Linked DNA regions of Homo sapiens: regions 1 and 3 are each linked to region 2. Evidence: chromatin loops called from intact Hi-C (ENCODE). Cell type or tissue: dorsolateral prefrontal cortex. All regions are shown on one strand. Each heading gives the region's core, and the rest is flanking DNA. Links, peaks and the distances in the headings are about the cores only. Region 1 has its middle 59 kb from the start of RALY. Region 2 overlaps RALY (RALY heterogeneous nuclear ribonucleoprotein). Region 3 has its middle 17 kb from the start of EIF2S2.

Region 1 (10,188 bases), core at 2,257-7,256, 140 kb before region 2:
ATTCTCCTGCCTCTGCTTCCTGAGTGGCTGGGATTACAGGTGCACGCCACCATGCCTGGCTAATACAATCCCCTCTTTAAAGGTTCTATCTTTAGATAGAAGACAATATTTAAAATATTGTCTTCAGATACGGAGGTACTGGGGATTAAGGCTTCAATATATGAATTTTAGGGGACACAATTCAGCCCATAACAAAGGGCTTGAGATGAAAATTCACACAGCATCTGGGCTGGGGCAAGGGAGCCACCATGGCTGGTGCCCTGCCTATGTCTGCAAGACCCTCAGCTCTACCCCCTGAAGGTATAATCGCAAACACCTGCCACCTCCCACCTGAGGGCTTTTATCTGGCTGCTTTCTGCTGAGGGCACGTCCACCTGCATGCAGGGAAAGCCTACTAGAGGGTTAATGGCCAGAAGCAGCCCTCCACCAATGACTGATGGGATACAGACCCAGCTCCCTTGCCTGGGGTGGGGCAACTCTGCTTCCATGATCTACACTGTCTCCAGCATCCCCGGGCAGGAATGGGCTCCCATTGCCCACGGGGTAACTGGCTTGATCATGTGCCTTTCTTTTCTCTGTCTCACTTTGCCACTCCCCTACTGGTACTTCCTGGGATCACCTCCCAAGTAAATGACTTGCCCTTGAACCTCTGTCTCAAGGTCAGCTTCTGGGGGAACCCAAACAGTTAGGTGGCATGTGGACATGATGTGGAGATACGGGCAGAGGAAGCTGGCGTGGGAGGGGAGAGAGGGAAACGTGGATTCCAAGAGAGGGAAAGGGTTTCTGGGTTCCTGAGTCTCTAGTTCTGGTACCTATGAGCACTGCCCTGTGCCTCTCCCCCGTGGCTCTCCAAGTAGTTACATAAGTGGGGTGTTAGGTGTTCTGGAACCTAAGCTAGTTTAGCCTCTTCCCTATCTAGATGCAGCAAATTCTCTTGGACTCTTCCAGATTCTTCCCTCAAATATGGAATTATCAGGCAAGTTGATGCCTCTTGCTCTGGGGGAAAGGTAGCCCCAAGACATTCTGTGGCTATGTAAATATGCCCCCCAAAATAAATCCATGGTTTGTAGAGTGAAAGTTGAGCAAATCTGCATACAGGCCAGGAGCTACCCAGAAGGTCAGGAATCGAGGCCACATGCCCTTTTCTTTTGAGGTAAAACATGATCACAACCTTTCTGGTTAATTGTGATGAGCCTGACTGAGGCCCCTGGAGGAAAAAAAGATGTAAAGACCCACAGGGAAAAGAACCGTACCTGTGGGAGTCTGCACTAATGACTAGTGTTAAATACCAACTTCTTCCGTAGCTGCTTCTGGTTATGACTTCAAGTATGTTTTCTCATTCTCAGCATAATTGAAAGGCGTCAAATGATTAACACCAGAGGTTAAGATCTAGAACAATTTTGTCCAACCTGTGGGCTGCAAGCACCCCAGGGCAGCTTTGAATGTGGCCCAACTTTCTTAAGATGTTATGAGACTTTTTTTGTGATGTATAAATTATATAAGCTCTTCAGCTACCGTTAGTGTATTTTACATGTGGCCCAAGACTATTCTTCTTCCAATGTGGCCCAGGGAAGCCAAAAGATTGGGCACCCCTGATCTAGAAGTTAGGAGTCTTTCAGGAAGCTAAGAATAACTTACAGACACCTGATTCTATAACTCTATGAAACGTCTTAGATTCTTTGGTCTTAAAATAGTATTGGCCCAGGCGCGGTGGCTCATGCCTGTAATCCCAGCACTTTGGGAGGGTGAGGCAGGTAGATCACCTGAGGTGAGGAGTTTGAGAGCAGCCTGACCAACATGGCGAAACCCCGTCTCTAGTAAAAATACAAAAACTAGCCAGGCTTGGGGGCAGGTGCCTGTAATCCCAGTTACTCGGGAGGCTGAGGCACGAGAATCACTTGAACCCGGGAGGCAGAGGTTACAATGAGCTGAGATCGTGCCACTGCACTCCAGCCTGGGTGACAGAGCAAGACTGCCTCAAAAAAAAAAAAAAAAAAAAAAAAAAAAAAGTGGAGTACGATCATAATCTGTGTAGGCAGGAGAGAGGAAGCAATGGAGCCAGCAGGGTCTCGAGTCAGAGAGGAGTGGGAGTGGTTGGGTTGGCTGGCTTCAAGACTAGAGGGGTTCTTAATAATATAGGGTGCTATAGTCACAAGTGGGGGTGCATCCCAGGTGTTAGCAGGGTCCAACCCTTGGGTCTAGGGGTAGCATGATATTTATGACAATAATGATGGTGAACATGATAATGGGCATGACCACTCCTGTTTACAGGTGAGAAAACTTTACCCCTCTCAGCAGGACTGTCAGGTCCAAGGAGTAAAATTGGACCCTAAAAAATAGGATTCAACAGTCCTATTTGGGTCAGGGTGAACTCTTTGGCACCAAGGCTCTGGACACTTTGAGGGTGAAGCCAGGTGGGGTGGGGCTGGTTCTGGGGAAGGGCTGGTTCTGGGGAAGGGCTGGTTCTGGGGAAGGGCTGGTTCTGGGGAAGGGCTGGTTCTGGTGGCCTGAGATGCAGCAGGACTGAACAGGACTGTCCTTCCAGTAACCTCCATCCTTCCTCATCGAGCATGTCCCAACCCCAAACCTGTTTGGCACTTGCCTGATGGATTTAAATTGATGCCCTCAAAACTGCAAAACTAGGGCCAGTTCTCCCCCCTTTCTGTCCACGCACCTTCAAGAATTTAATGAGCTTGTCTAGGTTAAAATGTGTTATTCAAGCCCAATGTTTGTGGTATCACTGAGGAAGCAAATCCCAAACTAATAGAAGTTGCATGTAATGTAAAATAGCAATTAATCTCCATCATGAAGGGTAAGAAAAATTAACAAACCGCTGTTCAAATATTTATTAGGAGGAGAGACTGGACAGATATTCTTAGTCTATTACTGGGGGCAATTGAAATACAAGGAAACTGGGCTGGGCGCGGTGGCTCACGCCTATAGTCCTAGCACTTTGGGAGGCCGAGGCGGGTGGATTACCTGAGGTTGGGAGTTTAACACCAGCCTGACCAACATGGAGAAACCCCATCTCTACTAAAAATTCAAAATCAGCTGGGTGTGGTGGTGCATGCCTATAATCCCAGCTACTTTGGGAGGCTGAGGCAGGAGAATCGCTTGAACTCGGGAGGCAGAGGTTATGGTGAGCCGAGATCCTGCCATTGCACCCAAGCCTGGACAACAAGAGCAAAACTCTGTCTCAAAAAAAAAAAAAAAAACCAAGGAAACTGTCTGGTCCGTAACTGGGCATGGGGATGGGGTGGGCTTAGAAATGATTCCAGTAGGTGAGGGGTTCAGTGCCAGCCCAGGTGGGTGGGGAGGGGTGAGACCTGTGGTCTCTTTGACATATTAGAGTGGTGGGCAACTTCTGGATGCTTCTTCTCACCTCTTCTTGCTGAAATCAGGTTATGGTTGTTCAGCCTGACATGATGGCCATCTTCGACACAGGCAGGAGGATTCTGGCCCCTGCTCCAGCCAGAGGTTTAGCCCTGAACCCCAGCCTTGACCCCTCCTACCGTTGTCCTGCCTCTATGTTCCCTTCATCTACCTCCTCTTTTTGATGGCCTTGGCAATTCTTTTTTGTTTTTTTTTGAGATTGGAGTCTCATTCTGTAGCCCAGGCTGGAGTGCAGTGGTGCAACCTTGGCTCACTGCAACCTCGGCTCACTGCAACCTCCACCTCCCGGGTTCAAGTGATTCTCCTGCATCAGCTAGAGAATCGAGTAGCTGGGATTACAGGCACCCACCACCACGCCCAGCTAATTTTTTTTTTTTTTTTTTTTTTGTATTTATAGTAGAGATGGGGTTTCACCGTGTTGGCCAGGCTTGTCTCAAACTCCTGACTTCAAGTGATCCGCCCACCTCGGCCTCCCAAAGTGCTAGGATTACAGTTGTTAGCCACTGCAATTGGCCTAGGCAATTCTTAACAACTCTGGATTTTTCCCTACAAATGCTGAGCCACTCCCACAGGATTACCAACCACCTGTCCTCCTCCTACCAATACCCCACCTAAGACCTAGATAAAGGTGATGATAAAGGCTGGCACCTGGAAAACAAGGGTTCAGGCTTCCTTTCCCAGCTGAGGGAGATGCCTCCAAAGATGGCCGCCAACAACGCCTCCTGTCCCTGGACACGCAGGCTCCTGTCAAGAGGTGGCACTATTTCTCCTCCCTAGAATTTGGGCTGGCCTTGTGACCTGCTTTCACTTGTGCCGGTTCCATGCCTGGCTTGTAAGAGGCCTAGCAGCTTCTGTTCTCTTGGAGCCCTGAGCCACTGAGAAAGAAATCCAACTAACCTTCTGGAGACAGGCCCAGCCAGGGCCCAGCCGGTCCAACTACTCCTTGACAACCAAGGCTGCCACAAAGACAGGATAGAGGAAGGAACACAGAGGCAGGGCAATGGGAGGAGCCATTTAAGGCTGAGGTTCAGGGATGAGCCCCTGGATAGGGAAGGGGCCAGAACCTTTCTATGTGTGTCTTGAATGTTCCAGCTCCAGCTGAATGTGGGAGTGATCCCCAAAAATACCTTGTGGAGCAGAACTTCCCGTCTGCGTCTGGACATCCCTTAGAACCATAAGAAATAACTGTAATGAAGGCCAGGCCCGGTGGCTCACACCTGTAATCCCAGCACTTTGGGAGGCTCAGGTGGATAACCTGAGGTCGAGAGGTTGAGACCAGCCAGACCAACACCGAGAAACCCAGTCTCTACTAAAAATACAAAATTAGCCAGGTGTGGTGGCGCATGCCTCCCAGCTACTTGGGAGCCTGAAGCAGGAGAATTGCTTGAACCTGGGAGGCGGAGGTTGCGGTGAGCTGAGATTGAGCCATTGCCCTCCAGCCTGGGCAACAAGAGTGAAACTCTGTCCCAAAAAGAAAGGAAGGAAGGAAGGAAGGGAGGGAGGGAGGGTGGACTGTAATGGTTAATACTGAGTGTCAACTTGATTGGATTGAAGGATACAAAGTATTGATCCTGGGTGTGCCTGTGAGGGTGTTACCAAAGGAGATTAACATTTGAGTCAGTGGGCTGGAAAAGGCAGACCCACCCTCAATCTGGGTGGATAGCATCTAATCAGCTGCCAGCATGGCTAGAATATAAAGCAGGCAGAAAAAAGTGAAAAGGTGAGATGGGCCTAGCGTCCCAGCCTACATCTTTCTCCTCTGCTGGATGCTTCCTGCCCTTGAGCATCCAAGTTCTTCAGTTTTGGGACTCAGACTGGCTCTCTGCTCCTCAGCTTACAGACGGCCTATCGTGGGACCTTGTGATTATGTGAGTTAATACTTAATAAACTCTCCTTTATATATATATATATATACATATATATATCCTATTTGTTCTGACCCTCTAGAGAACCGTGACTAATACAATAAACATCATCATTTTAAGCCACTGAGATTTGGAGTGGAGTAGCGTATTAAATAGCAATAGGTAACTGAGACTCCAGCCCAGCTAGGACCAGTCTGGCACCCCCCTGCCATTTTGGATGCTGCAAACTATACTTGGCCAACTTCAGGATCCCCAGTTGACACCTACATGGGGTCTCCTGCTGCTGACCACCTGTCAGGGCTGCTCTGCCCACCAAGCTTCAAGCGGAAGCTCATGCCATTGTTCAACAAACATGGAGTCGCACCTGCTATTTAAGCCAATCCCTGTATTGGCCGCTGAGGATTCAGAGACACACTCCTGGCCTCTGAGGAGTTCACAGGCCCAAGGGGAGTCCGGCAGGAAGATAACATGCTAAAAGTCAGGGTGCAGAGTGTGAAATAGTAGCAGGACACAGTCCCAGGCAAGTTCAGGAGGTGGGAGTGGCAGCTATGCCCCAGTAGGCTTCATGGGGTTGGGTATTTGAGTGGTCAGCAGGGAGTTCTCCAGGCAGGTTGATTTTGTGCTGTCCCCTGTGGCCCTTCTCAATGCCGTTGCCTGCCCTCTGACCCCCTGCTCCCCAGCCCTGGGCCTCTGTGCTTCACCCAGGCAGGTTTTGCCCTCACTGGAGCCAGGCTCTACAGCCAATGGAGGATTTTAAGCAGAATGACATGGTGGTTGATGTTAGGTGAGGATTGGGAGGAACCAGAGACCTGGCCAGAGATGGGGAGCTCAGTGACAAGGCAGTTGCAGTGGTTAAGGTAAGAGAATCGTGGTGGAAAAGGAGCAAAGATCTGTGCCAAGGGGAGAGCCTAGGATTCAGAGGAGCCAGGCAACCAGGTCAAAGTGCATGGACCCCCAATCCAGTGCTGATTCCACTGTAGAGCGAATAAAAAGTAATTTTAAAGGTTAAAAATACAGATGAGTACGTGGAGGTAAATACAAGGATGTCCTCGGGAGCTGTGATTGTGATGGTAAGAAGTTGGAAAGAATCTGTCTATCAAGAGGAAAATAATTACATAAATTATGGTAATTCTTACGATAGAACATTATCAAGGAGCTAAAAGGAATGAACTCAGGCATATGTAACAACATGAGTAAGTCTTGCAAATACACTGTTGCATAAAGAAAAGCTGCATAATGATATATATGGTAAAAAATCCACTTATTTACTAAAATATACAAAATAATATTATATATTTTCTATGGGTTCCTATAAAATGCGTGAATATATTTTTGAAAGATCTGGAAGGCACTTGCCAAGTTCAATATTTGGAAAGGGGCCATGGACCAGGATTGCAGAAGGTGGGCAAAGAAAACTTGTGCTCCGTTCATAATTTTTTTTTAAAGAATGGTTCCATTTTACTGACATAATTAAATATTAATTAAAAATAGAAAACAATGAATTAAGGATTTGATTCATAGGTATTGTTAATCCCCCAAAATAATCAGCTCAGACCTTCACCCTCTGATCCCTCAAGGGAGCTGAAGTCCTACTACCAGACACTCATTCTGTGCCAGCGTCTGGGTGGCGGGAGTGTCACTGAGGAAAGGAGGGGATGAGAGTGTACCGAACCCCTGTTGTTTGGCATGTTGTTTGTTGGCACATGACAAATCTTGTGTCATTGAATTGTCACAGCTACCCTAAGCCGTGGGGGTGGGGGGGGCGCGGGTATGACGATTCTTATTGTACAGATGAGCTGCGTGCATTTGGGAAATTCAGTCAAATAAATAGTTCAAGATCACACAGCATGCAAGTGGAAAGATTTGAACCCAGGTCTGTATTGTCCCAAAAGCCATACCCTCTCCTCTGTACCAAGGAGGAACAAGAGGACAGACAGGCATGGAATCACCTGGGAGCTTTCAAAGCACACAGGTGCCAGATCCTGCCCTCAGAGATGCCGATGTGATTGACCTGGGGTGGGGCCTGGGCTTTTTTTTTTCTTTTTTTAAAGCTGTGACTATGCCCTGCCAGGCTTGAGGACAACTGCCTTAACTGGAGTCCAGCTCATTCCTCTCAGATCAGCCACCACGGGGTGACTCTTTCAACCGTGCCTCCCATTACTCAAGGGCTGTCCTTTTGGACAATGACTTTGTGAGAAGTGTTTATTACACTTGGGTGCATTTTAAAAAGGTGGCTCACAAACCCTGTCTCAGATTTGAGTTCCCATTTTCTCACTGTTTTTTTATTAGAGAATTCGAGACGGGTTCTTCAAGAAAAAAAATTACCCTAAGAAATAACCACCTTATAGAACGAGCAGGATCATGAATAAAAAAAAAGAAATTAAAAAAATAACCAGTAATAATTTTATGTATTTTATTTTACTTTATTTATTTATTTGAGACATAGTCTTGCTCTGTTGCCCAGGCTGGAGTGCAGTGGCACACTGCAACCCCCGCTGTAGAACTCGGCTCACTGCAAACCCCGCCTCCCAGGTTCAATCAATTCTCCTGACTCAGCTTCCCAAGTAGCTGGGATTACAGGTGCACACCACCATGCCTGGCTAATTTTCGTATTTTAGTAGAGACGGGGTTTCACCATGTTGGCCAGGCTGGTCTTGAACTCCTGACCTCAAGTGATCTGCTTGCCTCAGCCTCCCAAACTTCTGGGATTACAGGCGTGAGCTACCATGCCCAGCCTAATTTTATTTATTTTAAAGTCAGCGTTTCCTAGACCTCAGGCATTTGGGAGACAGCTTCACATTTGCCATGTTTGTATCACCACTGTTAATTTACTTAACATTTCACTTTAAATCAATACATAGTTCATAAACTTAAAAACTTTTATTTTAAAAGATAACTGTGTATCATCACTAAAAATGAAAAGCAAAAATACTTGTAATAAACACATAACCATAAAAATAAAACATGGTTACTTTGTGTCCTACCTAAAATTTAGGAGCTCATATACCACCAGTGATGTGTGTCCTGTATTTTGGGAAATAGTTATAAATACTAAATTGAAAAGACTGAAACTTTTAGATAAAATCTTAATGACTCCTAGGGCATTTCTCACATGGATTATTGCCAGATCCTCCTAACTGACCTTCCTGTTTCTAAGCTCATCACCCCCATTCCCCACCTATTTTCCTCCCAGCAGACAGTGGTATCTTTTTTTTTTTTTTTTTTTTTTGAGATGGAGTTTTGTTCTTGTTGCCCAGGCTGGAGTGCAATGGTGCAATCTTGGCTCACTGCAACCTCCCCACCTCCTGGGTTCAAGCAATTCTCCTGCCTCAGCCTCCCAAGTCATTGGGATTACAGGCATGTGCCACCACGCCTAGCTAATTTTTTGTGTTTAGTAGAGATGGGGGTTTCACCATGTTAGTCAGGCTGGCCTTGAACTCCTGACCTCAGGTGATCCACCCACCTCGGCCTCCCAAAGTGCTGGGATTACAGGCGTGTGCCACCACATTGGGCCTGGTATTCTTTAAAAATTTACATCAGATGATGTCATTTATCCATCCAAACCCTCCGTTTGCTCTCATCTCATTCAGGGTAAAAGATATAGAACCTACTATAGCTGACACCTTTTCTACGCAAAGTGAGGTCCATCGGCCAGCAGTATCAATATCATCTGAGAACTGGTTAGGAATGCAGTATCCAGGCATGGTGGCATGCACCTGTAGTCCCAGCTACTTGGGAGGCTAAGGCAGGAGGATCGCCAGGAGTTCAAGGCTGCAGTGAGCTATGACTGCACCACTGCACCCCAGCCTGGATGACAGAGTGAGATCTATCTCTAAAATTAAAAAAAAAGAAAAAAAAGCAGAATCTCAGATCCCACCCCAGACCTGAATCAGAGCCTGCATTTTAACAAGATCCCCAGGTGATTCATAATGCACATTAAAGTTTCAGAGGCACCTTAGTGGTCTCCTCACCTACCACAGTCCTTCTCCCACTGCCTCAGCCACCAGGCTTCCTTGCTATTCCTCTGCCACACCAATCTTGCTCCTACCTCAGGGCTTTTGCACTTCCTGTTTCCCTGCCTAGAACACTTGCCAGAGCCTGGGTTCCCCAGAAAGCAGAGCCAGAAGAAAGCTCATAGTTTGTTTTTTGTTTTTTCTTTTTTTTGAGATGGAGTCTCACGGTGTTGCCCAGGCTGGAGTGCAGTGGCGTGATCTTGGCTCACTGCAACCTCTGCCTCCCGGGTTCAAGCGATTCTCCCACCTCAGCCTCCTGAGTAGCTGGGATTACAGGTGTGTGCCACCATGCCCAGCTAATTTTTGTATTTTTAGTAGAGCTGGGGTTTCACCATATTGGCCAGGCTGGTCTTGAACTCCTGACCTCAAGTGATCCACCTGCCTCGGCCTCCTGAAGTGCTGGGATTACAGGCATGAACCACTGCGCCGGGCCAGCTTATGTTTATTACGTCTGTGTTTACTCAGGGTGTAATCCCAAGGAAGGAGGAAGAGCCAATACAAGGGTGCACAACCAACCAGGTCACCACTTGGCATAGAGCATGACTGATTGCTCAATCTCCTGGAAATGTCTTCTGTGAGAGCACATGAATAAAGCCAGCTCAGAACAATCCACCCAAGGGAAAAAAGGGAAAGGAATTCATCCACCTGCTTCCGCTCCCACTAGGTAAATGTTCACTAGTGGGGCATTGATATGGTTTGGATTTGTGTCCCCACTCAAACCTCATGTTGAATTGGAGGAGGGACCTGGTGGGAGGTGATTGGATTGTGGGGGCAGATTTCTCCCTTGCTGTTCTCATCATGGTTATGATGAGAGTGAGTTATTGTGAGATCTGATGGTTTAAAAGTGTGTGTGACGCTGTGAGTTCTGATGGTTTAAAAGTGTGTGATGCTTTCCCCTTCACTGTCTGTCTCCTGCC
Region 2 (10,188 bases), core at 2,593-7,592:
TAGATATGGATACCAATGTCAGTAGTATAGGACCGCGCAGTACAGTTGAGGGGTGAGAATGACTCAGCAAAGCTGGAACCCCTCTTGGCTGGTGGTTCCGTCCTCTCCCAGCCCCATTCAGTAGTGGTTTGACAGGAATGGGGCAGGGACACCTTTGTGAAGTTTCTAGGTTTGGTTGCAGATACTAGGACAAGGGAGAGCATGCATAGGCTCCCTACTCCCTACCCCCAACTCCCTTACTCTCAGGCAAAGTGTGATGCACAGGGAGATGACATAGTAAAGAACATACCATCTTAGGGCTGGGATGTGGAGGAGCTAGAGTGCCAGGCTAGGTTCATCTGTTTTCATAGAGCATTTGGGTTATCCAGTTTCTTAATACCTGCTAGTCCCACCCATTATACTAGCACTTTACTCATATTATCTCCAGTTCTTATCCTAATTCTGGGAGGTTGGTATAATTTCCGTTTTGCAGTTGAGGACTCTGAGGCCCAGCAAGTGAAAGGATATGGCCACAGTTACAGTTTCAAGTGATAGGTCTCGGATTGGAACTCAGTCCTGTCGGACTCTAGGGCCTGAGCTATTTTTGCTATTTCATGTGCATTTGTCCTTTGTTACTAAGAAATCGTTTTTAAAAAACAGGTTCCCAGAGAGGGGGCTTCTTGAAAAGCAAGTAGAGCAGAAGACTGGTGAGCACGGTGTTTCCCAGCATCTCCACAGTGCCAGCACAGAGGAGGACACTCAAGAAATGTTTGTTAAGTGAGTGAAGGAGATAGGAAGTGGGTAATAATAGAAATTGGCATAATCCATATTCTTTGATAGTACATTACAGATGCAACAGAGCGCTTTCACATCAATTAGCCTATTTGATTCTTGTATCAGACCTGAAAGGTAATCAGGGAAGAGATTATTTCTGTTTTCGGATTAAAGACAAGAAGGCCTAGGGAAGTTAAATGACTTGTTGCAGGTCACATGACTAAGAACAGCAGAGCCAAGGCCAAGCCTTCTGGACCTGTAGCCTGCACTGCTTACACTTCACCCATCCAGGAGCTTTTGCTGTTTGACATGCAGGGAGCTGACTCATGAGAGTGGGAATGGTCAGGAACTAAAGAGCATTCCTTGGGAAATTAGTCCTGTCTGGCCAGTAACAATCATTTGGGCACTGCTAATGAACCAGGGCTTGGCCAGTTTAATGAGATTAATAGATGTTCTGTCATCCCTGGCCGCCTGGTAAAAGCAGGAGCCTCTGGACCAAGGAGGCCCTGGACACTGATGAGTCTAATTGCTTGACTTTCTCCAGAAATAGTCTTCCCATCACTAGTAGCTGTTTTCCTTCTGAACCACCCGGATGTCCCCAGGGTTATCTAAGGGCAGAGAGCTGGCCACAGGCTGCTGTGACCCTCATCCCCATGCAGGAGAATAAGGCCAGAGGGGTCCAGCAGGACTGAACCAAGACAGAGACTATAAATAGCATTGGGGGCATCAAGACCTAAAGCAGCAGCTCCTCCCTTGAAATGAGTATTTCAGGAGGAAGAGATTTAGTGCTGGGGAGGATTTACAGAGTTCTCTGAGTGCCTGAGACTAGACTTGATCTGATAGGATTTGGAGCACATGAGGGGTGACATGGCAGAGTTTTAGAGTGTTAAGACAGCCATTGAGACAGTGGAATGGAGAGTGTCGAGTAAGAAGCCTTGATTCAGGACCCCTAGCTACACTCCCCTCACCAGCTGGTTGACCTTAAGTAAGTCACTTATCTTTGCTGATCCTCTTTTTTTTTTTTTTTTTTTCATTTATAAAATGGGGCGGGATGGGTGCAGTGGCTTATGCCTGTAATCCCAGCAGTTTGGGAAGCAAAGGAGGGTGGATCAGGAGTTCGAGACCAGCCTGACTAGCATGGTGAAACCCCGTCTCTACTAAAAATACAAAAATTAGCTGGCTGTGGTGGCGGGCACCTGTAGTACCAGCTACTCAGGAGGCTGAGGCAGAAGAATTGCTTGAACCCGGGAAGCGGAGGTTGCAGTGAGCCAAGATCGTGCCATTGTACTCCAGCCTGGGCAACAGATGTCTGGTGAGAGCCCTCTTACAGTTTCATGGACAACCATCTTTTCACTGTGTTCGCACATGATAGAAGACACAAAGTAGCTCTCTGGGCCTCTTATTTGTTTATTTTGTAGAGATGGGGTCTCATGATGTAGCCTAGGCTGGTCTCCAACTCCAGGCCTCAAAGGATCCTCCCATCTTGGCTTCCCAAAGTGCTGGGATTACTTGCGTGAGCCACTTCCTGGCCTGGGGCTCTTTTTTTTTTTAAAGGTATTAAACTCATTCTTGAGGTCTTTCCCTTCCCTTTGGGACCTCATCACTCCCAAAGCCCCACTTCCTAATACCATCACATTAGGGATTAGGTTTCAACACACAGATTTGGTGGAGGAGGCACATTCATACCATAAGAGATATAAACTGGCTTTGTTCACTAAAATTCTGTACAACTGTGAGGAATTGTAGTAGAAAAGGGAAAGGGTGAGGACCAAGGAGAGCGTGTGTGGCTGACTCAAGGTAACATAATCTTGCCAGGGAAGTCAGAACCCAAGGCATCCCTGTGCCATGTGCAATCTTGCCCCTGCAGGTGCCTGTTTTTGAGGTCCTGATTCCAGTTCTGGCTTTGCTCTATTAACCAGTTACCTTGCTTCTCTGAACCTATCTCAGTTTCCCTATGTCAAACACCTCCTCACAGGGCTGTTGTGAGGGTTAAATACTGTAATACTGTGCAGCATTCAGTAATTAGTGGCCGTCCTTTTCTTTTTTTCTTTTTTTGACGGAAAGTCTCGCTCTGTCGCCTAGGCTGGAGTGCAGTGGCGGTGATCAAACAGTTCTCCTGCCTCAGCCTCCCAAGTAGCTGGGATTACAGACATCTGCCACCATGCCCGGCTAATTTTTTTTTTTTTAAAGTAGAGACGGGGTTTCACCATGTTAGCTAGGCTGGTCCTGAACTCCTAACCTCAAGTGATCCACCTGCCTTGGCCTCCCAAAGTGCTGGGATTATGGGCGTGAGCCACTGTGCCCAGCCAGTGGCTGTTGTTACTGTGACGGCTCTCTGGGTGTCTCATTTACCCAAAGATCAGAGGTACCTTTTAGGGCTTTTCTACCTTTGCAAACCCCTGCCACTTTTCTCCATGTTCAGGCTTGTTTTTTGTTGAATTTGTTTTTGCCACATTTCTTCTACTCTTACTAGCCTGGAGAAGCAGGCCCATCCCTTTGAGCCGTAAATTGCATTTCAAAGCCTGTTTCACTAGTGGATTTTAATTAGCTTAAAAGGCCCAGCTTTTATGCAGCAATTGTTTCTCCTGCAGGTAAAGGTGAAGGCACTTATTGGGGAGCCAGTCCCCAGTTTTCTCAAACGTAGCTTTTTTCTTTTTTCTTTTTTTTTTTTTTTTGAGACACTGTGCTCTCTCCCAGCTCCTCAGTGTCCTGGGGGCCTGTCTCTTACCAGCCCCAAATGAAAAATGGAATATAAGGACCCTAGACTTAGCGTCAGAAGACCCATGGGGTAATCTTGTCTCTGCTACTCACTAGCTGTAGCATCCTGGCCAAGTTTTTACTGTGGGTAAAACTTCTCTTCTGTTCTTCCGAGTAAGAGCATTTATAAGCTCCATGTGCACACAGGTCTCTGCTCATCTGACATTGCAGAAGTCTCTAGGAATAAATTTGCTTCTCTCCTTTCCCCCAGCCACCAAGAACAATCCTTCTACCCACCTCTCCTCAGCTCATTGCTAAACCTAGGACCCCTGGGGGCTGCAGACACCTTGCTCTCAATTACACAGCTAATCTGTGAGGCAGAGCTTGGCCCAGGGCAGGAAATAGCTTACCAAGTGAAGTAGCTCCTGCTGAATGGATGTCAATATTTTCTAGGGCTGCCACTCTAAGCTAGGGGGTACCTTGAAAAGCATAGGAAGAATTGGGTGGGAGGGATTGAGTTGGTCTGTGGAAGTGGGTGTTTGGTTGAAAGATTAGAAAATGGTATCTGGGACCTCTGCCCTAGTGGTCCTAACCACTTAAGGCAGCCCACAGCTAGACCTTCTGACCACCTCCTGGGACATATGTTTAACCACTCCCTCCCTAACATTGATTGAACACTTACTGTGCCCCGAGTTTTGTCAGGCCTGCCCTATAACATTTGCAGGGCAGAGTAATAAGAGTACAAATAGAGACCCATGTACCATATGTTTAAACATTTGAAGGTTCTGAATGAAGCTAATAAATTGTGATGTTCCCAACAACCTGGAATACCATGTCTTAATTTAGAATTCTTGGACTCATTAGGATTCTGTACTTGAACCTGGCAGTTCAGGGAGACCTAGCCTGGCTCTACCTCCTTTTCATTCCCTTTCCCACCTCTATCCCTCACTTAGAGGAGCCTCATCAACATGTGTGTGGTCACTCAAGCCTTTGCACACCCCCACAGATACCTGTCTCCTTGGGCTGAGGGAGTCCACACAACTGTAGCACATCCCACTTTCCAAAGGAGTGTACAGGGCATGAAAGTGGATAGGGGGCTGTTTAGACGAGGAGCTCAAGAGGTTGGGTACCTAGCGCATGCCATAGGTGAGCATTTCTCCTTTTAACTGCAGATTTCTCACCCAGAGCAGCATTTGCAACCACATACATACACTTCCCAAGTCTCTCCTCTACAGATCAGAAAACTGATCTTCATATGCCATGGCTTCTGGCTGCCCCTCCTTGGCATTATACAGAATGTGTTCCACTGTGACCTTTACCCTCATCTAGAATGGGGTTCGCAGATGGCAGTATTGGAATAAAGAGGTGCAAGCCAGTGTAATTACAAGATCTTGTGAAGGGCTTTAGGGTTTGCAAAGTCCTTTTATGTACATCATTCCAAACCCCAAGGAATGAGAGAAAAGACTGGCAGGGCCAAACCTTAAAAACTTGGCTCACCAGTCAAGGTGAGTCCTGATCTCGTCACAATACCACGAACAGCTGTTCAGCAAATGCTTCCTGCTCAGTGGTGCTTGTGGCTCCCAGTAGAGGTCACTCTTTGTATCTCTATCCACACCCCAGGCTTGGTTGACTCCCTCTAGCCAAAGCAGGTGGCTTCTCCCTAGGCCAAAACTATAGCACTTTGAGCTGAACCACCTAGGAGAGAATCATCTGATGCCCACACAGGGGCCCTATTAACTTCTTGTATACCCGTGGATAGACAAGGAATTAACCCTTGAATGGCTTGTCATCCATGTAGGAGAGGGACTGTCAGCGAGAACTGTGAGGAATGGCAAGCCCATGGGAAAAACATGTATTGAGCATTTCCTGCCTCGTATGCACAGTGTGTTACTACCTTTGTGTCCCTCACTGCCTGATAAGTGTAGATGAGTGGAACCAAAGGCAAACTGAGTAACAAGAGTCTGTCTCTTTCCAAGTCAGTTCCAAAGCTGGCACCAGCCCCTTCATCAGTAGCAGTGATGGGACCCTCTCAGCCCCTTTCCTTTATCTGAGATAATGCACTGCTGACTCTAGTATATCCATTGGGTTCACTTTAAGCCTAACCCTGGGAGCAGTTTCTTCCCAAGTTGGGCTCACGTCCAGCCTATGATTCCCTTGTAAACAGTACCACCTGCTGGTCAGAACGTGCCAGCTTCCAGGCTGGGAGGATTTAAGAGAAAAAGAGTCTCTTATCCCCTAGTGGGATAAGAGATACAGATGTATCTTTTCCAGTTCACTGAAAAGAAGTCCCCCCAAAATATTAGGTAAATAGGTTGGCAGACTGATGAAAGTTTTTATATATGCTATTTGGAGTCTTTTATCACCTGAAATGGCCTTAAGGTTAGGTTACTGAGATAGGAGGGTTCCAAAAGGGAGTGGCATCAACCTGTACCAATGAGCAGAAGACTGGGCCGGGAACTGCCAAGGCTTAACTTGAGGCTTTTCCTACTGAAATTGAGCTTCTCTCCTTTCCCCTTTCCTCTTGGAGCCTATGCCCAGCCGTAAACTGTACGGGAAAAATTTGTACAGCCCTTTGGGGTAAAAGACCTGGCCAGAATATAGAGAGCAAAGGGTAGGTGCAGTCTCATCTCTAAGCCAAACAGAACAAAATTTGAACGAGTTAGTATTAATATGGGTAACTAAAAAATAAATTTATTAAAAATAATTCTCAGGTGAATGTGCTGACTTTCTGTGGTATCTAAATTGGCTTTAGCTCTGGGAAGCAAAATGATAAAGTTGAAAGAAATAGACTTTAGTGACAGACTGACCTGTGTTCGAATGCTCATTACTAGTAAGTTAATGAACTTGTCAATCAGTTTCTGGTAAAATATGAGTAATCATGACATTAACTTGTGGGATCTTGGGATTATTCAGTATTGTATACCACCCTTAGCCACAGCGAGTGCCTGGTGAGGCTTTGTGTTAGTCCATTCTTGCACTGTTATAAAGAAATACCTGAGACTGGGTAATTTATAATGAAAAGTTTAATTGGTTCACAGTTCTGCAGGCCGTACAGGCTTCTGCTTCTTGGGAGGCCTCAGGAAATTTACAATCATAGTGGAAGGCGACGGGGAAGTAGACACGTCTTCATATGGCCAGGGCAGGAGGAAAAGAGACAGTGGGAGGTGCTACACACGTCTAAACACCAGATCTCACGAGCAGTCACTCACTATCATGAGAGCAGCACCAAGGGGGAAATGCATGATTTCAGTCACCATGATCCAGTCACCTCCCACCAGGCCCCACCTCCAGCACTGGGGATTACAATTAGACATGAGATTTGGGCGGGGACACAAATTCAAACCATTATCGGGCTTAGCTAGCATACCCTTTTCAAAATGGTTGGTAGCAATTCAGACAGGTCTGTGTCTGGATCAGACTAAGCAGTTTTCTTTTCTTTTCTTTTTTTTTTTTAGACAGAGTCTGGCTCTGTCGCCCAGGCTGGAGTGCAGTGGCTTACTGCAACCTCCACCTCCTGGGTTCAAGCAATTTTCCTGCCTCAGCCTCCCGAGTAGCTGGGATTACAGGTACCCGCCACCACGCCTGGCTAATTTTTTGTATTTTTAGTAGAGACGGGGTTTCGCCATGTTGGCCAGGCTGGTTTCGAACTCCTGACCTTAGGTGATGCACCCGTCTCGGCCTCCAAAGTGCTGGGATTACAGTTGTGAGCCACCATGCCCGGCCCCTGCAATTTTCATCATATGGTGGTGGTCTAGAGTAAACATCACTTGCAAATACCATGTGACCATGGTTCTACATTGAAGATCTTCAAATTTAGATCCTGAATGGGATAACATTTGAGATGAGCATTAAAGGAGTAGACTCAAAAGAATTAGAGTCAAGCAGATCAGGGGGTCAGATCCCAGCCCTGCCATTCACTAACATTGTGGTCTCTCTGAATGTGAGATTTCTCCCTTGTAAAATGTTGTGGTTCTGCATATCATGTGAGTAACAAATGAGGGAATGTATGTAAAGCACCTGGCATGAGGTCAGCAGCCAATATGTGGCAACTCTTGGTAATATGACAAGAAAACAAGATGCAGGAACAGGTAGGCTGGATGCTATAAGGGTTAAGGAAGGTAAGAGGCAATTCATTTATCCAGGATATGGGCCGTGGGCAGTCCTTGAGCCCAGCCCAGGGACCCAGCTTCACCGAGGCTCTTTTTCTTCAGGTGGGCACCATGTCCTTGAAGCTTCAGGCAAGCAATGTAACCAACAAGAATGACCCCAAGTCCATCAACTCTCGAGTCTTCATTGGAAACCTCAACACAGCTCTGGTGAAGAAATCAGATGTGGAGACCATCTTCTCTAAGTATGGCCGTGTGGCCGGCTGTTCTGTGCACAAGGGCTATGCCTTTGTTCAGTACTCCAATGAGCGCCATGCCCGGGCAGCTGTGCTGGGAGAGAATGGGCGGGTGCTGGCCGGGCAGACCCTGGGTAAGCCTCTCTTCACTATATTCTCCTAGTATTCTCTAGAATAGCTGCTATCACTATCCAGTTCTCAACCCCCTTCTCTCTTTCTCTCACCGCTACCACTGCTCTGAGATTTTATAAATTTATAAGCTATGTTTAAGTTTTAAATAGTTATAAAATTAATCCCTATAGGGAAGAATTTTAGAAGCCTCTGGAAAACACTTCTGACCTGTCTCTGCTTTCTCAGAGCTTCTTAGTGACAGGCTTTACAGTTCCAGTTAAAATGCAGATTCTCCAGAGAAAGAGAACAGAGTGGCCTAGAACAGCCTGTTACACCGGGTACAGATGACTTAGGTTAGAACCCTTTCTGAGAGCGAGCAGGAGGGCCTGAGAGCACAAGGACAGTGTGAATACGCTTGGTTTTGGTGTCATGTCCATGTGATATGACTATGCTAGTGGTCTCTCTTGAAGTATGTACAGTGTTCATGCATGTGCATTTACTCCTGTGTATATGTGTATGTTTGAAAAGGGGTATCTGTATGTGTTTTTTCCTGAACAAGAAGTATATGGATTGACTGAACATGTGGAGATATGTGGACACAACCCTTGTATGTATAGATGTAGTGTGTGTGTGTGTGTGTGTGTGTGTGTGTGAGAGAGAGAACATATTTGAATGTGTCAGCAGATATACATATATTCATTTACCAGGTATTTATTGAGACCTTTTCATGTAGTAAGGACTATTCTAGGCATGAAGGTGTTTGGTAGAACATCCATGTGAATGTGCATTGGCTCATTTGCATGTGGGTAGTTGTCTATACTGAGTGTACTTGAGAATACACGTTACCTGTGTGTGAGTTTCTTACCTGGATATGTGAATGTATGTGTGAGTGTGGCTCTGTGTATGCGTTCCCATGTACCTGATGTGTTACGCATTTACATGAGTGTATTTGAGAATGCATATAGGAATATTCGACGTGTGTGTGTGGTGGGGCGGGGGGGAGGACATGTTTATGAGCATGCCTGGATGGATCTGAAAGTGTATGGACATATAAACAGGCATATCCATGTGATACCTGGATATGAATCTAATGTTTGAAGATTAGATGTATGAAGACCTTTGTTGGCACCATCAGTGAGCAGAATCCATGTGTATACCGTGTAAGCACATGAATTGCTGTGCGTGTGCATGAGGTTGATGTGTGTGGGCACACTGTCATGTTAGCATTCCAACTCTGCCTTCTCCCTCCACACAGACATCAACATGGCTGGAGAGCCTAAGCCTGACAGACCCAAGGGGCTAAAGAGAGCAGCATCTGCCATATACAGGTGGGGCTGTCTGACTGTCTGTCTGTCTGGTGGGATGACTCTCTCTTTCCACAGAGGGAGTAAATGCTGGTGTGACAGTGTGCTGAATCTAGAACTTGGGGAGGTGTCTGGAGATGAGGGCCTGTGGAAAGTGGGCTGAGTGGCCGTCCCTAAGCTCCAGCCCTCTCCCCTTTGTTTCCCCAGTGGCTACATCTTTGACTATGATTACTACCGGGACGACTTCTACGACAGGTGAGCAGGGGAGGGGCGTGCCCAGGCATGAAACAGCCAAGCTGGAAGGGTCTTGAGAGATTGTTGGTGCAGCCCACTGAGTTCTCCAAATGAGAACCAAAACCCAGAGGTTTGCCTGGGGTTGCTCCACCAGTCGGTAGCAGAGCTGAGACTGGGGTCCTGTGCTGCAGGTGCTCAGGCCAGAGCTCCTACCACCATACAACACTGTCTGCCATGCTAACTGCCCTTTTTCCTTCTTGTCCTTGGGTGAGGCTCAAGGAGACCGTACAGCCAAGAGCTATGTAAGTGTGGCTAGTTGGAATACACAACAGGGTACAGCGCTGGTTGCAGGGAGTTTGAGCCCTTCCCTCTGTGAGGTGCCCAAGCAGCTGGTAGGAGCCCCAGAGCTCAGTCTAAGCTTCTTGGGTTTATATTTAGAGACAAGAGGCCAGCAGCCATTTGGAAGTCTAATTAGTCCCTGGCGGGCTGTGGTCTACCCTGCACTCCCAAGCCCTACCCAGACTCCAGCCCAGAGGCTGTGGGCTCCCACTACAACAGCACTAGCCACATTCTTGAGTAGAAATCATGGTAGATACTAACTCAAATCTCTCCTCCTCCCTGCTTCTCTCCCTCTGTCCAGCTTAGCCCACCCCAGGCAGCCCAAGAAGAACAGTGCCTCTCTGAGCATGAGTCGTCCGCCCCCATCCCCACCCCGCCCCTGTGAGTCGTTTCAGGAGACAGTGTGGT
Region 3 (10,188 bases), core at 3,240-8,239, 60 kb after region 2:
ATATATATTTGATGTTTATATATTTATATCAATTATTTTACTTCATCATTACAAGTAAGATAGACTATCTAGGGATGATTATCACCACTTTACAGATGAGGAAACAGATGGTCAGAAAATTTAACTTACCTAGCTTCAGACCAGTAAATGATAATAACAGGGCTTGGACACATGTACCGCAACTCTCAGACTCCTACTTTTTCCACATTGGCCTATGAGAGTAGAATTTTATCTATATTTTACCTATGAATTTTCTTTTTTTTTTTTTTTTTTTTTTTGGAGACGGAGTCTTACTCTGTCGCCCAGGCTGGAGTGCAGTGGTGCAATCTTGACTCACTGCAACCTCTGTCCCCCAGCTTCAAGCGATTCTTCTGCCTCAGCCTCCCAAGTAGCTGGGAGGGATTACAGTCGCCTGCCACTGTGCCTGGCTAATTTTTGTATTTTTAGTAGAAATGGGGTTATATCATCTTGGCCAGGCTGATCTTGAACTCCTGACCTCATGATCTACTCGCCTTGGCCTCCCAAAGTGCTGGATTACAGGCGTGAGCCACCTCGCCCAGCCATATCTATGAATTTTCTGGTTCTAACTTTTTTTAATAGGAGCAAAGAGTGGACATCTTGACAGTCTTGCACTTCTGTTTATGCTTGGACAGATTAAACACATATGTTTATCCCTGTTCACTCCCCAAATCACTGAAGTGACAGTGAGTTAACATTTTTAGGTTTACCAGTCTACAGACAAAGAGAATAAGAAAGAAATCAATAGCAGATTAAGGATATCAACAAATTTTTGGAAGATGGAAAACCATAGCTGAGCTGAGAAAACAATTCTAAATGTTTGCTGAGGGTTATACTAACAAGGGACAAACAGATTCGTACTGCAGAACACTAGAATGTCAGGACTGGGACAGAGCAGATCAGAGGTGATGTGAGAGGCAGAAGAGAGAGGGTTTGGCTGAAAGCCTTTATAGGAAGTGAAACTGCCAGGTCTTTTTCTCCATCCTACTCACTTAGACAACTACCCTTTCATCTCCCTAGCAGCCCCTGGGACAAAATTGAGGTAGAGAAGTTCCAGACACTGAGATACCAGGCACAGCTAAAGATATAATAGCAGGGAGGCTAAGGTAGGAGGATTTCAGACTGAAAACAGAGATTAGATGAATTGTCTACATGCTGAATGGTGAAGCGCACTCAGTCCTCCTGCTGAAATTTATTCCAGGAATGCTGACAGCAAGGCTTGTATTCTCCAGGCAAGATATCAGGGAATTAATTTTAATTAATTAACCCCAGAGGAAAGATCTATACATACTGATATTTGAGGTCCCCCAACAAAACACCTAGGTACCCACTTTATCATCCTACAGATAAACTTCCTGTTAACACAGAGCTTCCAAATACTTAGTGACTCACTCTTAAATATGAAGAGACAACAAAGGGTCACCAGATATTTAAGATAAACCTCCACCAGGAAAGACAGCATCAAATAGAGAAAAAAGAAACTCAAAGGGAACAGAAACTGAAGAGAACAGAAAAATATTTTTAAAAAACAATAAGCAGTCTATGAGAGATAATAGAAAATACTGCATCCATAAAGCAAAGATAAAATGCTCTAAAAAAAATAGAGTAAGTAACAGCTCTGGGGAATTAAAAATATAATAGAAAAATTGGCTGGGCATTATGGCTCATGCCTGTAATCCCAGCACTTTGAGAAGCCAAGGTAGAAGGATTGTTTAAAGCCAGGAGTTCAAGACCAACCAGGGCAATATTAGATAGACCTCTTCTCTGCTAAACATTCTTTTAAAAAGAGAAATTAGGCTTGGTTCAGTGGCTCACGCCTGTAATCCCAGCACTTTGGGAGGCCGAGGCGGGCGGATCACGAGGTCAGGAGATCGAGACCATCCTGGCTAACATGGTGAAACCCCATCTGTACTAAAAATACAAAAAATTAGCCGGGCATGATGGCGAACACGTGTAGTCCCAGCTACTAGGGAGGCTGAGGCGGAAGAATGACATGAACCCAGGAGGCAGAGCTTGCAGTGAGCCGAGATCACACTACTGCACTCCAGCCTGGGCAACAGAGCGAGACTCCATCTCAAAAAAATAATAAATAAATAAATAAATAAATAAATAATAAAAAAAGAAAAAAAATTAGCCAGCTGTGGTGGCTCATGCATGTGGTCCCAGCTACTTAGGAGGCTGAGTCAGGAGGGCTGCTCAAGCCCAGGAGATGGAGGCTGCAGTGAGCTATGATCATGCCACTGCACTCCAGCCTGGGCAATACAGCAAGACCTGTTCTCAAATAATAATAATAGAAAAATAAATAATTTATATAAGTCTTAATATATAAAGTTGAGGAAATCTCTCAGAAAGTAGAACAGAAATACAAATGGAAAAATAAAAGAGAAAAGATAATTAGAGGATGAATCCATAAGGTCGACCATTAGATTAACAGGAGTTCTGGAAATACAGAAGAAATGGAAGAAAATTATCAAAGAAACTGAGTTTCCAGAGTGGCAGAGCCTGCTGAGTGCCCAGCATAATGAAAGAAAACAAAACAAAGGAAAAACATTATGGCACATCATCATGAAATTTTTTAACACAAAGGATAAAGAGAAAATCAAAAATCTTGGTGATAGGAGGTGAGGAGGGGGCAGGGAAAGGGCAACAGGTTACTTATGAAAGAGCAGGTAATAGGAATAGCATTTTTGTCCATAGTAACATTAGTGGCTAGAAGACGATATAGGGAGGCTTTCAAAATTCTGAGAGAAAATACGTTTTCAATCTAGAACTCCTATACTAAGCCATATTATCAGTCAAGTATGAGGAATAAATAAGTATATTTTTAGGCATGCAAGGATCAGAAATTTACCCCTCATCCCCACATAACTTTTCTTAGGAAAGCACTGGAGGATTTGCTCTAGTAAAACAAGAAAGACAGAAAAAAAATCCTAAAATTTGTATGGAACAAAAAGTCCAAATAGTCAAAGCAATCCTAAGCAAAAAGAACAAAGCTAGAGGCATCACACCACCTGAATTTAAAATATACTGCAAGGCTCTAATAACCAAAACAGCATGGTATTGATATAAAAACACAGACCAAGGGAACAAAAAGAGAACCCAGAAATAAATCCACGTACAGCCAATTGATTTTTGACAAAGGTACCAAGCACATACATTGGGGAAAAATGTTGTTGGGAAAACTGGATATCCATATCCAGAAGAATGAAACTAAACTCCTGTCTCTCACCATACGCAAAAAATCAACTCAAAATGTATAGGGAAAAGAAAGAGCGATCAGACTGTTACTGTGTCTATCTAGAAAAAGTAAGACAAAAGAAACTCCATTTTGATCTGTACTAAGAAAAATTGTTCTGCTTTGAGATGCTGTTAATCTGTAACTCTTGTCCCAACCCTGTGCTCACAAAAACATGTGCTGTATTGACTCAAGTTTTAAGGGATTTAGGGCTGTGCAGGATGTGCTTTGTTAAAAATGTTTTTGCAGCCAGGCGCAGTGGCTCATGCCTGTAATCCCAGCACTTTGGGAGGCCGAGGCGGGCAGATCATGAGGTCAGGAGATCGAGATCATCTTGGCTAATATGGTGAAACCCTGTCTGTACTAAAAATACAAAAGATTAGCCAGGCGTGGTGGCGGGCCCCTGTAGTCCCAGCTACTCGGGAGGCTGAGGCAGGAGAATGGCATGAACCTGGGAGGCGGAGCTTGCAGTTAGCCGAGATTGAGCCACTGCACTCCAGCCTGGGTGACAGAGCAAGACTCCGTCTCAAAAAAAAAAAAAAAAAAAAAATCACACCTGTAATCCCAGCACTTTGGGAGGCTGAGGCGGGCAGATCACGAGGTCTGGAGATCAAGACCATCCTGGCTAACACGGTGAAATCCCGTCTCTACTAAAAATACAACAAATTAGCTGGGCGTGGTGGTAGGCGCCTGTAGTCCCAGCTACTCGGGAGGCTGAGGCAGGAGAATGGCATGAACCCAGGAGGCAGAGCTTGCAGTGAGCCGAGATCGTGCCACTGCACTCCAGCCTGGGCGACAGCGCAACACTCCTTCTCAAAAAAAAAAAAAAATGTGTTTGCAGGCAGTATGCTTTGTGAAAGTCATCGCCATTCTCCATTCTCTATTAATCAGGGACACAATGCACTGTGGAAGGCCGCAGGGACCCCTGCCCAAGAAAGCCTGGGTATTGTCCAGGTTTCCCCGGACTGAGACAGCCTGAGATATGGCCTCGTGGGGAGGGAAAGACCTTACAGCCCCCCAGCCCGACACCCGTAAAGGGTCTGTGCTAAGGAGATTAGTGAAATAGGAAGGCCTCTATGCGGTAGAGATAAGAGTGTGGCATCTGTCTCCTGCACGTCCCTGGGAATGGAATGTCTCGGTGTAAAACCCGACCATACATTCTATTTACTGAGATAGGAGAAAACCTCCTTATGGCTGGAGATGAGACATCATGGCGGCAATACTGCTCTGTTACTCTTTACTGCACTGAGGTGTTTATGTAAGCTTAAACATAAATCTAGCGATTGTGCACATCCAGGCACAGCACCTTTTCTTAAACTTATTCATGACACAGAGTCTTTGCTCACATGGTCTTCTGCTGATCCTCTCCCCACCTTCACCCTATAGCCCCGCCACATTCCCCTTGCTGAGATAGTAAAGATAGTGATCAATAAATACTGAGGGAACTCAGAGACCAGCGCTGGTGCAGGTCCTCACTTGCTGAGCGCCGGTCCCTGGGCCCATTTTTCTTCCGCTATACTTTGTCTCTATGTCTTATTTCCTTTTCTCAGTCTCTCGTCTCCACCTTGCGAGAAATACCCACAGGTGTGCAGGGGCAGGCCCTCTTCATCTGGTGCCCAATGTGGGTTCCTTTCTCTACGGTGAAGATACGCTAGAGTGTGATCATTGAAGACAAATCGACGAGAGATTCCCGAAGACTTCCATGATCAGCCTTGTGGTAAGCTTGTGCACTCAGAGAAACCCAGGGTAAGAATGGGTCAAACTGAAAGCAAATATGCCTCTTATCTCAGCTTTATTAAAGTTATTTTAAGAAGAGGGGGAGTTAGAGCCTCCACAGAAATCTAATCATGCTATTTCAAACAATAGAACAATTCTGCCTATGGTTTCCAGAATAGGGAACGTTAGATCTAAAAGACTGGGAAAAAATTGGCAAAGAATTAAAACAAGCAAATAGGGAGGATAAAATCATCCCACTTACAGTATGGAATGATTGGGCCATTATTAAAATAGGTTTAGAATCATTTCAAACAGAAGAAGATAGCGTTTCAGTTTCTGATGCCCCTGAAAGCTGTGTAATAGATTGTGAGGAAGAGGCAGGGACAGAATTCAAGAAAGTAACGCAAGGTTCACAGTATAAAAAGGTAGATGAGTCTGGCTGGGCGCAGTGGCTCACACCTGTAATCCCAGCACTGTGGGAGGCCGAGGCGGATGGATCACAAGGTCAGGAGATCGAGACCGTCCTGGCTAACACAGTGAAACCCTGTCTTTACTAAAAAAATACAAAAACTTAGCCAGGCGTCGTGGCAGGTGTCTGTAGTCCCAGCTACTCGGGAGGCTGAGGCAGGAGAATGGCGTGAACCTGGGAGGCGGAGCTTGCAGTGAGCCGAGATGGCACCACTGCACTCCAGCCTGGGCAACAGAGCGAGACTCCGTCTCGAAAAAAAAAAAAAGAAAAAAAGGGTAGAAGAGTGTAATGGCTCAGTCAACGGAAAATGTTGACTACAACCAATTACAGGAGGTAATATATTATGAACCATCAAAATTGGGGGGAAAAGGTCTAGAACTATTGGGGCCATCAGAGTCTAACCCACGATGGCCAACTCCTCCTCCCACAGTTCAGATGCCCGTAACATTACAACCTCAAATGCAGGTTAGACAAGTACAAACCCCAAGAGAATATCAGATAGAAAAGGATAGTCTCTATCACAGCAATGCCAATCCAGATACAGTATTCACAATATCAGCTGGTAGAAAGTAAGACCCAACCGCCAGTACCCTATCAATACTGACCGCCAGCCGAACTTCAGTATCAGCCGCCCCCCAGAAAATCAGTATGGACAGCCAGGAACGTTTCCAGCACCACAGGGCACGCACGGCGATATAGCCTCAGCTGCCCACTATGAGACTTAATCCTACACCACCACCTAGTGGACAGGATGGTGCATTACATGAAATTATTGAGAAGGCAAGAAAACAAGGAGAGATACTGAGGCGTTTTAATTTCAAGTAATATTAGAGCCCATACTACCTGGAGAAGGGCCCTCCCCAAGCTGATGCCAGATATGAGTCCTTTTCTATAAAAATGCTAAAAGACATGAAAGAGGGAGTAAAACAGTATGGACCCAATTCTCCTTATATGAGAACATTATTAGATTCCATTGCTCATGGAAATAGACTTATTCCTTATGACTGGGAAATTTTGGCCAAATCATCACTCTCACCTTCTCAATTTTTACAATTTAAGACCTGGTGGATTGATGGGGTACAACAACAGATCCGCAAAAATAGGGCCGCCAATCCCAGTTAACATAGATGCAGGTAAAAAATAGAAAAATTAAACCACAAAAAATAGAAATAAGAAAAGACACATTAAAAACATTAAATGACTTTCAAAAATTGCTAGGAGATATTAATTGGATTTGGCCAATTTTAGGCATTCCTACTTATGCCATGTCAAATTTGTTCTCTATCTTAAGAGGGGACCCGGACTTAAATAGTAAAAGAATATTGACCCCAGAGGCAGCAAAAGAAATTGAATTAGTTGAAGAAAAAATTTGGTCAGCACAAGTAAATAGAATAGATCCCTTGGTCCCACTCCAACTTTTGATTTTTGCTACTGCACATTCTCTGACAGGCATCATTGTTCAAAATACTGATCTTGTGGAGTGGTCATTCCTTCCTCACAGTACAATTAAGACTTTTACATTGCATCAAATAGCTACATTAATTGGTCAGGCAAGGTTATGAATAATAAAATTGTGTGGAAGTGACCCAGACAAAATCATTGTTCCTTTAAACAAGGAACAGGTTAGACAAGCCTTTATCAATTCTTGTACATGGCAGACTGGTCTTGCTGATTTTGTGGGAATTATTGACAATCATTACCCAAAAACAAAAACCTTCCAGTTTTTAAAATTGACTACTTGGATTTTACCTAAAATTACCAGACATGAACCTTTAGAAAATGCTCTGACGGTGTTTACTAATGGTTCCAGCAATGAAAAAGCAGCTTACATTGGGCCAAAAGAACAAGTCATCGAAACTCAATATCACTGGGCTCAAAGAGCAGAGTTGGTTACAGTCATTACAGTGTTACAAGATTTTAATCAGCCTATTAATATTGTATCAGATTCTGCATATGTAGTACAGGCTACAAGGGATGTTGAGACAGCCCTAATCAAATATAGTATTGATGATCAGTTAAACCAGCTGTTCAACTTATTACAACAAACTGTGAGAAAAAGAAATTTCCCATTTTGTATTACTCACATTGAAGCACACACTAATTTACCAGGGTCTTTAACTAAAGCAAATGAACAAGCTGACTTACTGGTATCATCTGCATTCATAAAAGCACAAGAACTTCATGCTTTGACTCATGTAAATGCAGCAGGATTAAAAATAAATTTGATATCTCATGGAAACAGGCAAAAAATATTGTACAACATTGCACCCAGAGTCAAGTCCTACACCTGCCCACTCAAGAGGCGGGAGTTAATCCCAGAGGTCTATGTCCTAATGCGTTATGGCAAACGGATGTCACACATGTATCTTCATTTGGAAAATTATCATTTGTCCATGTGACAGTTGATACTTATTCACATTTCGTATGGGCAACTTGCGAGACAGGAGAAAGTACTTCCCATGTTAAAAGACATTTATTATATTGTTTTGCTCTCATGGGAGTTCTGGAAAAAATTAAAACTGACAATGGGCCAGGATACTGTAGTAAAACATTCCAAAAATTCTTAAATCAGTGGAAAATTACACATACAACAGGAATTCCCTATAATTCCCAAGGATAGGCCATAGTTGAAAGAACTAATAGAACACTCAAAACTCAATTGGTTAAACAAAAAAGAACTCTCCCTTTCCCTCTCCCTCTCCCCCTCCCTCTCCATCTCTGTCTCCATCTCCCTCTCCCCACGGTCTCCTTCTCCCTGTCTTTCCACGGTCTCCCTCTGATGCCGAGCCGAAGCTGGACTGTACTGCTGCCATCTCGGCTCACTGCAACCTCCCTGCCTGATTCTCCTGCCTCAGCCTGCTGAGTGCCTGGGATTGCAGGCACGCGCCGCCACGCCTAACTGGTTTTCGTATTTTTTTGGTGGAGACGGGGTTTCGCTGGGTTGGCCGGGCTGGTCTCCAGCTCCTAACCGCGAGTGATCTGCTAGCCTCAGCCTCCCGAGGTGCCGGGATTGCAGACGGAGTCTCGTTCACTCAGTGCTCAATGTTGCCCAGGCTGGAGTGCAGTGGCGTGATCTCGGCTAGCTACAACCTCCACCTCCCAGCCGCCTGCCTTAGCCTCCCAAAGTGCGGAGATTGCAGCCTCTGCCCGGCCGCCACCCCGTCTGGGAAGTGAGGAGCGTCTCTGCCTGGCCGTCCATCGTCTGGGATGTGAGGAGCCCCTCTGCCCGGCTGCCCAGTCTGGGAAGTGAGGAGCGCCTCTTCCCGGCCGCCATCCCATCTAGGAAGTGAGGAGCGTCTCTGCCCGGCCGCCCATCGTCTGAGATGTGGGGAGCGTCTCTGCCCCGCTGCCCCGTCTGGGATGTGAGGAGCACCTCTGCCCGGCCGCCACCCCATCTGGGAGGTGAGGAGCGTCTCTGCCCGGCTGCCCCGTCTGAGAAGTGAGGAGCCCCTCCGCCCGGCAGGTGCCCCATCTGAGAAGTGAGGAGCCCCTCCACCCGGCAGGCGCCCCTTCTGGGAAGTGAGGAGCGCCTCCGCCCGGCAGCTGCCCCGTCCGGGAGGGAGGTGGGGGGCCCTCCGGGAGGGAGGTGGGGGTCAGCCCCCGCCAGGCCAGCCGCCCCGTCCAGGAGGGAGGTGGGGGGGTCGGCCCCCCGCCCGGCCAGTCGCCCCATCCGGGAGGTGAGGGGTGCCTCTGCCTGGCTGCCCCAACTGGGAAGTGAGGAGCCCCTCTGCCCGGCCAGCCGCCCCATCCGGGAGGGAGGTGGGGGGGTCAGTCCCCCGCCCGGCCAGCCGCCCCGTCCGGGAGGGAGGTGGGGGGGTCAGCCCCCCGCACGGCCAGCTGCCCCGTCCGGGTGGTGAGGGGCACCTCTGCCCGGCCGCCCCTACTGGGAAGTGAGGAGCCCCTCTGCCCGGCCAGCCGCCCCGTCCGGGAGGGAGGTGAGGGGGTCAGCCCCCTGCCCGGCCAGCCGCCCCGTCCGGGAGGTGAGGGACGCCTCTGCCCGGCCGCCCCTGCTGGGAGGTGGGGAGCCCCTCTGCCTGGCCACCACCCCGTCTGAGAGGTGTGCCCAACAGCTCATTGAGAGCGGGCCGGGATGACAATGGCGGCTTTGTGCAATAGAAAGGGGGGAAGGGTGGGGAAAAGATTGAGAAATCGGATGGTTGCGGTGTCTGTGTAGAAAGAGGTAGACATGGGAGACTTTTCATTTTGTTCTGTACTAAGAAAAATTATTCTGCCTTGGGATCCTGTTGATCTGTGACCTTACCCCCAACCCTGTGCTCTCTGAAACATGTGCTGCGTCCACTCATGGTTAAATGGATTAAGGGTGGTGCAAGATGTGCTTTGTTAAACAGATGCTTGAAGGCAGCATGCTCGTTAAGAATCATCACCACTCCCTAATCTCAAGTACCCAGGGACACAAACACTGCGGAAGGCCGCTGCCTAGGAGAACCAGAGACCTTTGTTCACTTGTTTATCTGCTGACCTTCCCTCCACTATTGTCCTATGACCCTGCCAAATCCCCCTCTGTGAGAAACACCCAAGAATGATCAATAAAAATTAAAAAAAAAAACAAAAAAAAAAAAACAAAAAAAAAAAGAAAAAGCTGACACAGTTCTCTGAAAAAAGCCTAGAGAACACAAGGGTGACACAAACTCCAGAGAGTATGCTGCTTGCAGCTTTGATGATTGTATCAACAGTGGTAAGTCACCCCATGTCTGCAGGAGCAGCTGCAGCTAATTATACCTACTGGGCC

The links. Hi-C counts contacts between places; a loop is a spot of excess contacts. Peaks named below come from ENCODE experiments on the same cell type or tissue, not always from the same donor. Only the 100,000 strongest peaks of a DNase experiment are listed, where the experiment ranks them.
Region 1: it touches region 2 in a loop (9-fold over the local background); 84 of 110 quality-filtered maps call a loop at or near these places.
Region 3: it touches region 2 in a loop (5-fold over the local background); 39 of 110 quality-filtered maps call a loop at or near these places.

What each region holds. Positions count from the first base shown.
Region 1 is chr20:33,929,471-33,939,658 of GRCh38, forward strand. No RefSeq gene overlaps it. Among named protein-coding and RNA genes, the nearest start is that of RALY, 59 kb to the right of the region's middle. RefSeq lists an enhancer at 3,728-4,228. In dorsolateral prefrontal cortex, for the core only: a CTCF peak has its summit at 4,144 (motif pointing right); a DNase peak (open chromatin) is centred at 4,201; H3K27ac peaks cover 920 bases.
Region 2 is chr20:34,064,405-34,074,592 of GRCh38, forward strand. RALY (RALY heterogeneous nuclear ribonucleoprotein) reads left to right here. Exons shown (of 10, transcript NM_016732.3): 3 at 7,662-7,926; 4 at 9,159-9,231; 5 at 9,415-9,462. The coding sequence starts at 7,671. Among named protein-coding and RNA genes, the nearest start is that of MIR4755, 20 kb to the left of the region's middle. In dorsolateral prefrontal cortex, for the core only: CTCF peaks have their summits at 5,627 (motif pointing left) and 5,827; DNase peaks (open chromatin) are centred at 5,020 and 5,607; H3K27ac peaks cover 354 bases.
Region 3 is chr20:34,123,671-34,133,858 of GRCh38, forward strand. No RefSeq gene overlaps it. Among named protein-coding and RNA genes, the nearest start is that of EIF2S2, 17 kb to the left of the region's middle. RefSeq lists a silencer at 1,024-1,093 and an enhancer at 6,033-6,327. In dorsolateral prefrontal cortex, for the core only: CTCF peaks have their summits at 6,189 (motif pointing left) and 6,390; a DNase peak (open chromatin) is centred at 6,121; H3K4me3 peaks cover 689 bases.